Linked DNA regions of Homo sapiens: region 2 is linked to region 1. A link is a contact called in ENCODE Hi-C data. All regions are on one chromosome and are shown on one strand. The core of a region is the stretch at or near the end of the contact, and the rest is flanking DNA. Distances in the headings are between cores, read along the strand shown. Region 1 holds the start of UBE2D4 (ubiquitin conjugating enzyme E2 D4). Region 2 holds the start of MYO1G (myosin IG).

The links. A loop is a pair of places that touch in the nucleus more often than their neighbours do. Pooled maps may share reads with other maps.
Region 2: a pooled map shows a loop between it and region 1 (5-fold over the local background). The contact joins the promoter of MYO1G here to the promoter of UBE2D4 in region 1. A Hi-C loop is called at or near these places in 5 of 50 pooled maps.

What each region holds. Positions count from the first base shown.
Region 1 is chr7:43,923,899-43,930,742 of GRCh38, forward strand. It overlaps UBE2D4 (ubiquitin conjugating enzyme E2 D4), which reads left to right and starts at 2,538. Exons shown (of 7, transcript NM_015983.4): 1 at 2,538-2,658. The coding sequence starts at 2,635. It also overlaps a transcript of URGCP not described here. RefSeq lists a silencer at 2,432-2,971.
Region 2 is chr7:44,974,707-44,981,550 of GRCh38, forward strand. MYO1G (myosin IG) reads right to left here and starts at 4,309. Exons shown (of 22, transcript NM_033054.3): 1 at 4,161-4,309; 2 at 2,157-2,365; 3 at 1,858-1,951; 4 at 778-943; 5 at 468-521. The coding sequence starts at 4,255. RefSeq lists a silencer at 4,252-4,341 and enhancers at 4,542-4,611, 4,642-4,691, 5,919-6,048.

The sequences.
Region 1 (6,844 bases), core at 1,288-3,787:
TCTCGCTGTTGCCCAGGTTGAAGGGCAGTGGTGCAATCTCAGCTCACTGCAATCTCTGCCTCCTGGGTTCAAACAATTATTGAGCCTGAGCCTCCCAAGTAGCTGGGACTACAGGTGCATGCCACCACACCTGGCTAAATTTTGTATTTTTTGTAGAGATGGGGTCTCACCATGTTGGCCAGGCTGAGCTCAAACTCCTGGCCTCAAGCAATCCACCTGCCTTGACCTCCCAAAGTGCTGCGATTACAGGCATAAGCCACTGCACCTGACCAATTGTGTATTATTCTTGCAACATTTCTGTACATCTAAAATTATTTCAATGTTAAAAATGAAACATTACATATAAGCATGCTAAAAAGTTTAGAAAACTATGCACTAAACTACCAACAGGGAATAGAAACAGAATTTTTCATTTTCTATTATATGTTTTTTTCCTGAATTATACAAATGATGCAAATTCTCTGTAGAAATTTTAGAGATTAACACATTAGTAAACCTACCATCCAAAAGTAATATTTTTGAGATTTGAGACTTCAAAACCACCATATACATTATTAGCACATAAATAACCATTTATATATTCTTACACAAATATATCAACATTTATAAAATCTAGAATCACTTGTTTTATGGGGAGGGAAGGCCATGTCAATAATGTAGGAGGATGGATGGCCCATGGACTAACAAAAATTTCTGTTGTCAATGTTTGACACCAAGGGGAAGTGCTTGACTTGGGCTGTTCAATGGGTGATGCTTGAGCTGGCTTTGGAAGGTGAATGCTCTAGTCAAGGAATGTAGATGCTGTGGTGATGGAAACACTTGATAGTCAGGTGGGCTGGAGGTAGGAAGGAGAAGGTAAAGCTGGAGGATACTTTGAGTTTTTGTTTTTTTGAGACAGGGTCTTGCTTTGTCTCCCAGCCTGGAGTGCAGTGGTGCCATCACAACTCACTGCAACTTTGATCTCCTGGGCTCAAGTAAGCCTCCCAAGTAGCTGGGACTACAGGTGCACACCACCATGCCCAGCTAAGTTTTGTATTTTTTGTAGAGACGGGGTTTCACCATGTTGCCCAGGATGGTCTAGAACTCCTGGACTAAGGGATCCACCCACCTCAACCTCCCAAAGTGCTGGGATTACAGGCATGAGTAACTGTGCCCGGCCGAGGATCCTGGATTTTGAAGGCCCCTGGATGACAGTGAATGTGATGCTGTAGGCCACGGGGCTTCCTTGAAGAGTTCTGGGTAAGGATGCAGTGTGGTAAGCTTTATATTTCAGACAGTTCATGAAGTTGTGTGGAGGACAGATTGGGGGAATGGGAGCGTGAAAGCCAGGGACAAAGCTGGGCAACTATTGAAATGTCTATAATACATTTTATATGCTGACTGAGTACAAACATAGAGGTGACCATGTGTCTTGGCTGGCTGGAGACAATTCTAGATTACAGCGTTGGTCCCAGAGTAATTATATTAACAGCCACTTTCATGCTCAAACATGTCTCAGTCTGAAGATTAAATATCATCTACATACACACACCAACAAAACTTCCACAATTCTTACCTTTACTATGTGAAATGCACTGATATTTTATTCTGTTTTTTTATTTTTATTTTTTATTATTTTTGAGACAGAGTCTCGCTCTGTCACCCAGGCTGGAGTGCAACAGTGTGATCTCAGCTCACTGCAACCTCTGCCTCCTGGGTTCAAGTGATTCTCGTGCCTCAGCCTCTCAAGTAGCTGGGATTACAGGCATACGTCACTACGCCCAGCTAATTTCTGTATTTTTAGTAGAGACGGAGTTTCAGCATGTTGGCCAGGCTGGTCTCGAACTCCTGACCTCAAGTGATCCGCCTGCCTCGGCCTCCCAAAGTGCTGGGATTATAGGCGTGAGCCACCTCGTCTGGCTTTTTTTTTTTTTTTTTCAAAAAAATGTTGGTTGCAACCTATTAAATTGATTTCGTGACACACTAGTTCATAACCCTCAGTTTGAACAACTCTGACCTAGACGCCTGCCAAGTCTTGGGAAAATAGGAAGGAGACAGATAATTAAGTTTGGGAGATGCATAGTCTAAGGCCAGGGTTCTCAATGTTGGCAGTGCAAGATCACGTGAGGTACGACTGAACACGGAGATCTCCAAAACTGCGGAGAGTTTTGCGTGTGAACGTATGCACAGACATCTACATGGAAATGGCTGTAACGCATCCAGCCATAAGGCGTACGAGGGTATATATACTTACAGAGTTAAGAACCACTATTCTCAGGAGTTATATGACAGCCTGGGAAGACGCCCAGGATGTAGGAACAGGGAGCAGGCGAGCGTGTGGCACCTTGAGGGTGCTCCGCGCGTCTCCGTAAAGCCAACGAGCCCCTCCTCTTCGCTGGCCTCTCCGGGGCCTTGCTGACTAGTGGTCGAAGCCACAGGACCAGGTGCGGGTGGCCAGCGTAACCCGGGCAGCCCCGCTGCTTCCCCTCGGCCGCGCCAGGACGCTCGGCACGCGGCGACGACGGCCCCACAGTGCCCCGCGCGCGCAAGCGCAGGCTGCGGCTCCCGGCGTGCAGCTTGGTGGCGGCTGAGCCGGCAGCGGGCCGCCTCAGGCAGCCCCGGCCGGGCCGCCCGGGTCCCCGGCAGCGGGGTAGGATGGCGCTAAAGCGGATCCAGAAGGTACGCACTTTCCCACCCTCCAACTCTTTGGGTGTCCGAAGCGTCGAGGTGTGGGCGGGGCGCCGCTGCCGTGAAGTGAAAGGTGACGGAGGCTCCGCGAGTCGCGGATACACCTGCCTGGGAAGGAGGCAGAACAGCCTCCCGCGCAGCCTGAAAAGCGAACGCAGCCTGAGAAAGGGATTGCGCGAGCGCGGGGCGGGGCCGGGCCGTGGCCACGAGGGCTGCGTCATGCGGGCGGGGCGCCGTGGGGCCACCTGCAGGCTTCTGGACAGCGGGTTCCCCCTGTAGGGTATCCAGAAGGGCTGGGTGGGTATCCAGAAGGGTATCCAGGAAGAAGCTGGGTCCTAAGGGATGAGTAGGAACTCGGCAGGTGGGGAAAAGGGGAAAAGGCTTTCCCTGCAACGGGGAGACTACGAGGCTTGGAGGACTGACAGGGTAGCGGGGAAGCTGAAGGGCAGATGGTGTGGACTTGGGTGGTCCTTAGGAGCAGTGCTGAAGTAACTGGTTTTTATCCTGCAGGTAAGAGGGAGTCCATGAGGGTTTAATGCATTCACTAGAATTTGGAAAACGCACAACAGTAGAAGAAAGAAGTATTTCTAATTCTATCACTTTACTATTTGTTAACATTTTAGCATACCTACCTTCAGTTTTTTTTCTATATTTAAAACAATTATACTGCATTTTGTATTCCACTTATTCACATAATAGTAAATGTAAGCATGTTGTGAAGTAGTATTTATAACTTTTTTTTTTTTTTTTTTTGAGGTCTTGCTCTGTCGCCCAGGCTGGAGTATCGCCCAGGCTGGAGTACAGTGGCACAATCATGGCTCACTGCAGCCTCAACCTTCTAGGTTCAAGTGATCCTCCCTCCTCAGCTTCCTGGGTAGCTGGGACTACATGCCACCATGCCAGCCAATTGTTTATTTTTTGTAGAGACAGTGTCTCGATATGTTGCCCAGGCTGGTCTCATACTCCTGGGCTTAAGCGGTCCTCTTGCCTCTGCCTCCTAAAGTGGCGGGATTACAACGTGAGACACCATGCCCAGTCCTATAACTAATTTTTAACATTAACTTTCCACAAGTACATGACTAGTAACTTATTTAGTCATTACCTGTAGTAGGTAAAAGTATGGACTTGGGTGTCAGACAGACCTGGGTTAGAGAATGTGAGGTCACTTATAGTGGGACCTTGGGCAAGGCACTTTATCATTCCTAGCCTCCCAGTCCTACATGTTTACAGAGTTGTTTTGAGAATTAAATGCTATGAAATGTGTTTAGCACATGCTTGCTGTATACCAAACACTCAATACGAGTTAGCTGCTGTTATTGTTCAAAATTCTTCACTAAGTATTTGCTGTTACGAACTGTGTATTAGTCTGTTTTGTGTTGCTATAAAGGAATATCTGAGGCTGGGTAATTAATAAAGAAAAGAGGTTTATTTGGCTCTCGGTTCTGCAGGCTGTACAAGAAGCATGGTGCCAGCATCTGCTTCTGGTGAGGCCTCAGGAAGCTTACAATCATGGCAGAAAGCAAAGGAGAAGCAGGCGTGTCACCTGGTAAGAGAGGGAGCAAGAGAGATGCCACCTCTTTTAAACACCCAGATCTCACATGAACTAATAGAGTGAGCACTCACTTATTATTGTGGGGGGGCCACCAAGCCATTCATGAGGAATCCGCCCCCACGACCCAGATACCTCCCACTAGGCCCCACCTCCAACACTGGCGATCACATTTCAGCATGAGATTTGGGGGGGACAAATATCCAAACCAGATCAACCATCATTGTACAATGAGCCTTTTCCTTAATTCACATTACTGGGTTTGATTGCCAGAGGTGGAATTACAGGATCTCTGAGAGTATGACTCTTTTTTTTTTTTTTAAATAAATAGCTGTCCAAAAGAGAGATAATTCTGATGAGTTATTCTCTGAAAGGGGTCATCTGTCATCCTAGGACTTTGAAGCAGGTGAATGACATGCTGAGATCTGTGTTCTAAAAAGATCTTTCTGGCAGCAGTGTGGCCGGAAGTGGGACAGAGGGAGACTAGAGGCTGTTGTGAAGGTTCAGTAGAGGCTTTGTCCAAATTAATGACCATGGAATGGATGCTAGGCCAGAGCAGTGCCTGGACCACATTGCAGAAGTGGAATTGACAGGACTCGAGGAGAGGATGTGGTGAAAGTGAAACAAGGAGGTGTACAAAATGGGTCACTTAGTGGATGGTGGTGTCAGTGTCTAGGATGGGGAATCAGAAGTTTTGAAGGCAGGGAGGAGGGTAGGAGAGATTAAGGAATAAAGGTTTGAGCCTACATATTCAAATGTGTAGGCTGATAAGATTTATAAAAGGGAGCGTTTGGAAAAACAAGTTTGGGCCTTGAGCATGAAATGTCAACTATAGATCCAAGGTAATTGAAATCATAAGGCCAGGGAGAACTTTTCCTTGATAAGAATCAAGGACAGGCTGGGTACAGTGGCTCATGCCTATATCCCAGCACTCTGGGAGGCCGAGGCAGGTGGATTGCTTGAGTCCAGGAGTTGGAGACCAACTGGGCAACACAGCAAAATTCCATCTCTACTAAAAATAAAAAAATGGCCGGGTGAGGTGGCTCATGCCTGTAATCACAGCATTTTGGGAGGCCAAGGCGGGTGTATCATTTAAGGTCAGGAGTTTGAGACCAGCCTGGCCAACTTACTGAAACCTCTTCTGTAATAAAAATACAAAAAAATTAGCTGGGCATGGTGGTGCATGCCTGTAATCCCAGCTACTTGGGAGGCTGAGGCAGGAGAATTGCTTGAACCCAGGAGTGGAGGTTGCAGTGAGCTGAGATTGTGCCACTGCACTCCAGCCTGGGTGACAGAGCGAGACTCTGTCTTAAAAAAAAAAAAAAAAAGTAAATAAAAATTAAAAAAAAAATTAGCCAAGCGTGGTGACACACACCTGTAATCCCAGCTACTTAGGAGGCTAAGGTGGGAGAATCACCTGAGCCCAGGAGGTCAAGGCTGCAGTGAGCCTCACCACTGCACTCCAGCCTGGGCAACCAGAGTGAGACCCTGTCTTAAAACAAAAGCAAAACAAGAATCAAGGTCAGGGCTGGCTTCATGTGTGTGTGACGCATTCACTCTCACAGGGCCCCAGGCTTGGATGGGCTCTGCCTTTGGTTTTATGCTCTGCTGTCACTATCAGGAAATTCTTAATAATTATCGAACTTGAGACCCTACATTTTCACATTCACAAGGCCCTGCAAATTCTGTAGCAATTCCTGGGGAAAAACAACAGAATTGTAGGAAATACAACTTTAAAAGTGTGTCAAGCCTGCCGTGGTGAGATGGCACCATTGGGCCACCACTAGTTAGGATGTCTTGGCTGCAAGTGACAGAGGCTGAGCTGCCCTTGTGCATGGAATTGGAGGTCCTGTGGCAGGACTTTGGGAGCAACTCAGTCCCCCTCTCCTGGTCTGTTCCTGTGTCACTCTGGGCTGAATGGCTCTGGAACACACAGCCTGCTGGACATCTGGGAGTAATAGAGACAACTGCTTCCAGAAGAACTGATAAGAATATTCTCAGAAAGCCCAGCAGATCTTTTTTTCCCTTTGCCTTGTTATGAATTATGTCTCATGCTCATTCCGAAACCAATGAGTGGCAAGGAGTCTGGTTACTCTTAGACCTGGAGCTGACAGTGAGTTGACCAGAACTGAACAGCAGTCCTTCAGAAAGGAGGAAGGCGGATGGGTGCTGAGCAGGTAGCCAGCAGTATGCAAGCCTGAGCCAGGTGTGTGGTGTCTACTAGCTGCCCCCTTAGTTTCCAATCCACAGCCCTTTCTAACCAACTTCAACCCTTTAAAAAAATGTTTTCAAATGAATGTTTCAAATTGAATATTTTTAGATGCACTTTTTAGTTAGTTAGTTAGTTAGTTAGTTTTTTGAGACAGGGTCTTGCTCTGTTACCTAGGCTGTAGTGCAGTGGCTCAATCATAGCTCACTGCAGCCTTGACCTCCTGGGCTCAAGCAGTCCTCCCACTTAGCTTTCCCAGTAGCTGGGATTACAGGTGCCTGCCACCACATCTGGCTAATTTAAAATTTTTTGTAGAGAGTGGATTTCACCATGTTGCCCAGGCTGGTCTCAAACTCCTAGGCTCATGTAATCCTCCCACCTCAGCCTCCTAAAGTGCTGGGATTACAGGTGTGAGCCAC
Region 2 (6,844 bases), core at 3,059-5,558, 1.1 Mb after region 1:
GGGAGCTCCCACCTCAGTGGGGTGTCAAAGCTTGTGGAGACAGTCCCTGGGCGCGCCTATCTCACAGAGGTGCTCAGAGTCAATGCCCGTGTCCCCAGGAGCACCACTTCAGTGTTGAGCTCTGATACCACTAGAGACACTGCCTGTAATCCCAGGGGAAGCCCACCTCGTGGGGAGCTTATTGTTCACAGAGACACTTATGGGTCCCAGAGAGCCCTCATCTGGAGGTGTCTCAGATAAAGGGGACATCCTGCTTTTGTTCCCTGCAAGTCACACCCTCTTGTTTGTGGGGTGTGGGGTACTGGTTGGGGTGAGTGTGGTGGGGAGTGAGGACGATGGGCTAGGTGGGGTTGAGTGGGCAGAGAGGGGGAATTGGGGTAGTGATGGAAGGGTCACAAGCTGGTCCAGCTTGCTGCCCTCCCTTTCCCCACCCCATTTTTCCACCTCCCCTTGCCCTCAGGGCTTACTTGGTAGAAGGCGTGGAAGTTTCTTTCACCCACGTGCTGCTTGAGGACCCGAGACTGAGGAGAGAGGGGCAGATGGACTCAGGCCTGGGAAGGAGTCTGACCCTGGGGACCCCATCTGAACATTCCCAGGTGCAAGGCAGGCTGGGGGTCAGAGAGTCCTGACTATGAGGACACTGAGGCCCAGAGAAGGGCCACAGGGAGAGACAGCCCAGCCCTCCTAAGCTGCACCGTCGGGATGGGTACCTTCCCAGGCCTGGGATGGGTCTCGGCCAGGGCTCCCCATGGAGGTCTCCTCAGCCCACCTGCCCACCTTCTCCAGTAGGTAGCTGTGGATGTGTCCTCCGATCGGGTCCCCCTTGAAGTCAAAGTTGATGTCCATGTACTTGCCAAAGCGGCTGGAGTTGTGATTGCGGTTGGTGCGGGCATTGCCAAAGGCCTCCAGCACACAGGTGGACTTGAGCAGCACGTCCTTGACCCTGTCAGGGCAGAGGGGCTGGGTCTTAAGGCAAAGACTTCCCATCTGGGGAATGCTGTCTCTGCCCCTGAGTCTTCCCAACAGAAATCACAGCATCTCAGGATGAGTTCCTCTGAACTTGCTGAGAGGGAACCAATGGCCTGGCCTCGCCCAGTGTTGCCTCTGAGGTTGTGTGACGGTCACTTCACCTCTGAGAGGCTGGGAAATGCACTTGCCGGGCTGGCTGTGCTCAGCATGGTCTGTGTAGCATTGAGGTCCTTGTTTCTCACAGCCACCTCTTCCCCTCCCAGGCCTCAGCTGCAGCCTGGGGAGGAGGGGCTGTTCTGACCACTGGGCTTTAGACCTCCAGCTGCAGGGGTGGGCAGTGGTGCTGGCCATATGTGCTCAGGAACTGACATTGCTTGTCCCCCCTGAATCCCATCTCGCTGCCTCTTGATAGGAAGAGACAGGCACTGACAGAGGAAGCTGCTTCCATAAGGGACAGGTTTCCTGGTTTCAAGGCTCCTGGCCATCACCCACACAGCCACCTGGCATGCTTGGCCATCTTGGCCAGGGCCTGCCAGCTTCTCCAGGTTTCCATGGAATCTGCCTGCTGCCCTGTCCATGAGCCATTTCAAGCATCTCTGGGCCCTGCTGCACTTCTCCTCATCCTACCTGTGGCTGCTGCCTCCTCCCAGCTGGTAGGCCCAGTACCTTGGCTAGGTCTCACCCACCCAAGGAGAGGTCCTTGGCATGGGTCACCCTGTCTCACCTCCGGGTGTGTTGGCATTATCTGGAAACTTCCCAAGTTCCCACTGAACTTGACCTGAGCTAGACTCCAGTTGCCGTCTCTCACTCCCCAGAGCCAGCCCTTCCTGCCACACTGAGGTCCCTGGCCTGCCATGCTGAGGCCCAGAGCTGCCCATTGCCACTCACCTCTCCACCTCAGCCCTCTGGCTTGGATTGGTGACAGCAGCGATGTACTGCATGATGTGCTTACTGGCTTCTGTCTTCCCTGCCCCACTCTCCCCTGCCGGAAAGACCAGAGTTGAGAGAATCAGCCAGGTTCGCTCTCTTAGCCCAGCTCCCTGTGCCCACTCACACCCCCAAGACTGGCAAGATGGGGTCCTAGGGCCCCCATCAGGACACAGGGCACAGGAGATGCTCTAATGGCCCTCCCAAATGTTCACAAATGAAGATGCCGAGGGTGGGGGCCCGGCGGCAGGGACAGGTACCTGAGATGACGATGCAGGTGTCCCTGGACCGGTGCTTCATTGCCTTGTAGGCGGCGTTGGCCACAGCATAGAGATGGGGTGGCCGCTCATAGAGCTCACGGCCCTGGTACCTGGCGATGGCCTCAGGCCCATACAGGGGCAGCTCCTGGTAGGGGTTCACGGACACCAGCACCTCACCGATGTAGGTGTAGATGCGGCCCTTCTCGAACCTGGACACAGCAGGGGTAGGCCTCAGCACTCACAGGCTTACAGGCACCCACAGGCCTTTCGCCAGAGCCCATATCAGGGCCTGGCCCCAGTAGGCCAGCGCTCCCACCCTGACGGGCTGAGAGTGGAGAAGGAAGAAGGGGGCAGGTGTTGACCTTGCGTCTCCCTGGTGCCATCCTGGGTGAGCTGAGCCACTCAGAGACTGTCTCCATTGCGGCATAGAGTTTGGGGTCCACAGTGGTCTCCCCAGGGATCCCAAGGTCACTGGAAACATGACCACTCATTTTGCAAAGGAAACAGACTTGCCCAAGACTGCACTGGGTGCCGTGAGTCAGGGCTGGCTCCTGGGGTGAACCCCGCAGGGCAGATGGGGAGATGGGGTTGAGAAGTGACTGGGCTGGGAGGGGAAGGAGGGGCCTCCTCGGCTGTTTCCTGTCTCAAGGCCTGGGCGGGAACCCAGAGACAAAAGGGGACCCCACCCAGCCCCACCCAGATGACAGGGAGGGAGTTGATGTCGTTGTCTTTACACCCCCGACCCCCCAGCCTGTGGCCAGTGGCTGCTGCCTCTCCCCTGGCACAGCCTCAGACTTCTTGACCCTTTCCTTCACAAACCTGGTCCCCAGTGGGGGTGGATGTCTGCCCTTCTCTTGACCTTTCTGCCCCTGGGAGGAGGACTGGCAGGCCTGCCCCTCAGACCCATCTCCCCTTGGTGTGTGGTACCCACCCTTCCCTGGATGGCCCTGTCTCCCGGCAGCCTGTCCTGGGTGGGCCTGTCCTGAGGTTCCTCTTTCTCCACCACCTCTGACATGGGTTTTCCTGGGCCTAGCTCCCATCCTCCTACAAGCTGGGGATGAGGGCACAAGTCACCCACGTCTCCAGGGCTCAGTGTTCTCCTCATCAAAATAGAGAGGACAATGTTTCATAAGCTCATTTTATAAGAATGAGGTAGAACAATGTGCACAAAGTGCTTAGCTCACGTCCTGGCTAGCCCTCCTCTTTGAGCCAGGCTCGTGGTCTCTTGCCTTCGGTGCTTAGTGGGGATCCTGGTCCCCAAGCTCTCCCCAGGGAGCTTCCGGAGTACACAGCGAGTGGCCTTCTGCCCCTCCCTGGGAGTCCTGGCAGGAAGCCCAGCTGCCTGTATGGCCACCCTACTGTGCCATGCCCCTACCTCCCGGGCTTCTCCCTGCCCTCCACCTGCCCTCCTTGATGGTAAATTGGGCTCCAATATCACTTCTACCAACTGTGTCCTGTGATACTCCATGTACCCCAGGAGAATGTCACCTCAACTTGGTGGGAATGTTTGGACCCTAGGGTGGAGCCTGACTGCTTCATCTCAGTGTCCCCAGGGCTCAGGCCAGGCCCCATGGATGAGATGCATCGAGGGAGCATCAACAACTGGCTGGGAAGTGGCTGGAGGGAGGTGCCCCTGGTCCCTCCTGGAAAGATAGTGCCTGGTATGTATCTGTCCAAGAAGTGTCATGCCCTGGCCCCGTCGGGCAGGAAAGAAGGGGCAGAAGATGCCTGGACTGTGTGGGAGGCAGGGGTGGGTTGAGGTGGTGGGCAGCTCCGGTGCTGACTTGCCAGCCCTGACAGGGACAGTTGCCTCCTTGTCTGTTCCTGTCCCCTGGGGCCGTGCTTTGAGGCACTCATTTCAGCCCCATCTGGTCTGGGTGGGTGTGTGCCACTGCCCCCTCCCTTGGACAGCAGCGTGCCTTCCTCTTTCCCTCAGGTCTCTGCGAGGACGCAAGGTGGGAGACCCTGGAGGAGGGGAGCCACTGCCTCCTGCCCTGGGCCTACCTGAGCTGCAGGTTCCTCATGAAGTCCTCCATGGTCACTTGGTCCAAAAGCACAAAGTCAGGTTTGCCATACTCAGGGCCTTCCTCGTCCTCCATCCTGCCGGCTGGAAACACCTTGCCTCACCTTCCTGTGCCTGCTGGAAGGACAGTGAAGGAGAGGGGGAGGGAAGGCTAGGGGAGGCCCCACCGCCCCCGCCCTGCCCCACCAGCCTCCTCCAGTGCTGGTGTAAAGTAGGAAGTGGGTTCTAGTCCTGGGAGGGGCTGCCCTCCGCACTTGCCACTCCTTCCCCCTCGAGGTGCTCTAAACCCTGCTTCCTGTCCCTGCGCCCCACAAGGAGGCTGTGCCTAACGGTCTGACCCGTTTGCACGCCAGGGGCGAGGGGCCGGATGCTGGGTCCTCCCCGCTTTGGAGGGTTCTTCGCTGGCCTCCTTCGGAAGCTCCCCTCCACCCACAAGCAGGAGACAAGACTCCGTGGGTTGGCTTCCAACCCTGGCAGCACGTTAGAGTCACTTGTGGGACTTTAAAGAAAGATTTTTTGACGTGATCTTGGTTACCTGGCTGTGTGTGTCTCTCAAGTCAGAACTGAACACTAGATGCAATATACTGTATGTACATTGTACATTAATACAAAAATGAAAAAGGATCCTAATGCCCAGGCCTTTGGGGTGGGGGCAACAGCCTTCTTTGCAGTGTGAAGGCCACACTGGGGTGTAGACGAGCAAAGCTTCTTGTGTGACCTGCCAAGGGCCAGTGGTCCTAGCACTGCAATTCCCCACCCCAGCCACGGGGGAGGGACAGAGGACCCCAGAGCATCCTCTGCATGGGGCTGGCCTTCAGTGGGACCCCTGTGCCCCTAACTGTCCTCTGCCTTGTACTTGTGTCCAGCCGATCCCCCATAAACTGCAGTGAGGACCAGGAACATGCCTGGAGCCCTGTGGCCTCATCTCAGAGCTGCTGTCCCTGCACTTTGAAGATGAGGCAGCGCATTTGGGGAGCGGCTGCATTTAGGGAGTGGCCAAAATCTCCAGACACTGCATTCCTGACACTTAGTGCTCCTGGAAGAAGTGGGAGGGGTGCAGTTCTCTTAGCTTCCAGGCAGACTGGAAAAAGTTCTTTTTCATCCCAGGACAGACTGGGGCAGGTCACACCCATCCTCTAGGAACACTGGGGCGATTCTCTCATCAAAGGTCAAATGGATGCAGTTCTCTCTCATCCTACAAATAGACTGGTGACATTTCTCTTTCACCCCTTCCCTCATACAGGGAGGTCAAAGGGCAGACTCCAGAATTCCCAAACTTCAGTCATTCATGTGCTGCCTTTGAGATTTGTTGTACTCATAAGCACTAGTTTAACTATTGTCTTTCAGTCATCCCATTTTTTAAACTTTGAAGTAATGGATAGGCAAGTTAAGTTTATTTTTTTCTCTCGAATACCTTAAAGCAAATGCATTCCTGATAAAACTGAAAGTACTTATTCAAGTACCTAATAAAACTGAGTCACGCACCACTGCAATAAGGGGCCACTGGCCTGAAAAATCCCCAAATTTGTAAGTGGGCAGCCTCTGGCTCCACCCTGGGCCAGACCTGGGGCTCCTCTTGGGCAAATTCAAAGTCAGTCCTTCGGAACTCTGACAAGTGTGGCCTCCTCCCCACCCCCAGGCTCTTGGGCTGGTGCTTTTGAAGGGTTTCCCAAACCTACACTCAAGTCTGGGAATTCTCACCCAGACTCTTGCCAGCTCATCTGTCTTTTCAAGTTTCACTTCCCCAACCCCCAGGGAGTCAAGCCAACCAGTGGAACCAAGATGGCTGTATTCCAGTAAAACGTTAAGGACACCGAAATCTGAACTTCGCAAACTTTTCATCTGTCACGTAATCATACTATTTTGGGTATTTCCCCCACCACTAACCACTTAAAAATGTCAAGACCACTCTTAGCTCAGAGATTTGGCTGGTGGGAGGAGTTTGCCCGCCCTTGCTTTAGCTGCTGCTGGTTGCTGGGACCCTGGGCGTCCTTCCTTGGTAGTTTGCACAAATTTGCCATGCATTGCCTCATTTGATTCTCATGACACATGTAGGAGTTACTGTTATTTTCATTTTACATATATTAAAACCGAGGCTGAGATGACATCACTACAAAGGAAGTTCCCTCCTGGGTCAACAGACCTCTGGGCCCTTATAGCACTGAATTCAGTGGGTCCTACTCAAATCCCAGGGAAAAGTCGGTCAGTCAGAGTCACGGCCTGGTCCTCAGAAGGGAGGACAAATGGTAGCTCTATCTGCAGCTTCCCCAGGGCATGCTCCTTACAGGGTATGACTGGTAGAACAGGTAGATGAACAAAGGCAGAGGCTCCTAATGGAAGGACAGCAAGGAGGGGCCACCACCAACTCAAGCCTGGCAGGGGCTGAGGAAACCATCCTGGCCCCAGTGAGTTTCCCTCTCATTATCTCATCTGGATCAGTTTCACAATGCCTGCCTCCACCAGGGCTCCTACGGCTGCACCTGCAGGTCCCTTGCCCTCACCCTCCTCGTTGCAACCTTCAAATCCCAGGCTTGCTCTGTTGGTGCTGACCTTGCAGCAAATCCCCAGCCCCAGAAAAATGTCCCCTTTCAGGGGAGTTGCTTTTTCGGCTCTACACAACTGTACCATAACTTAGTATTTCTATTAAAAATTTTTTTTTTTTACC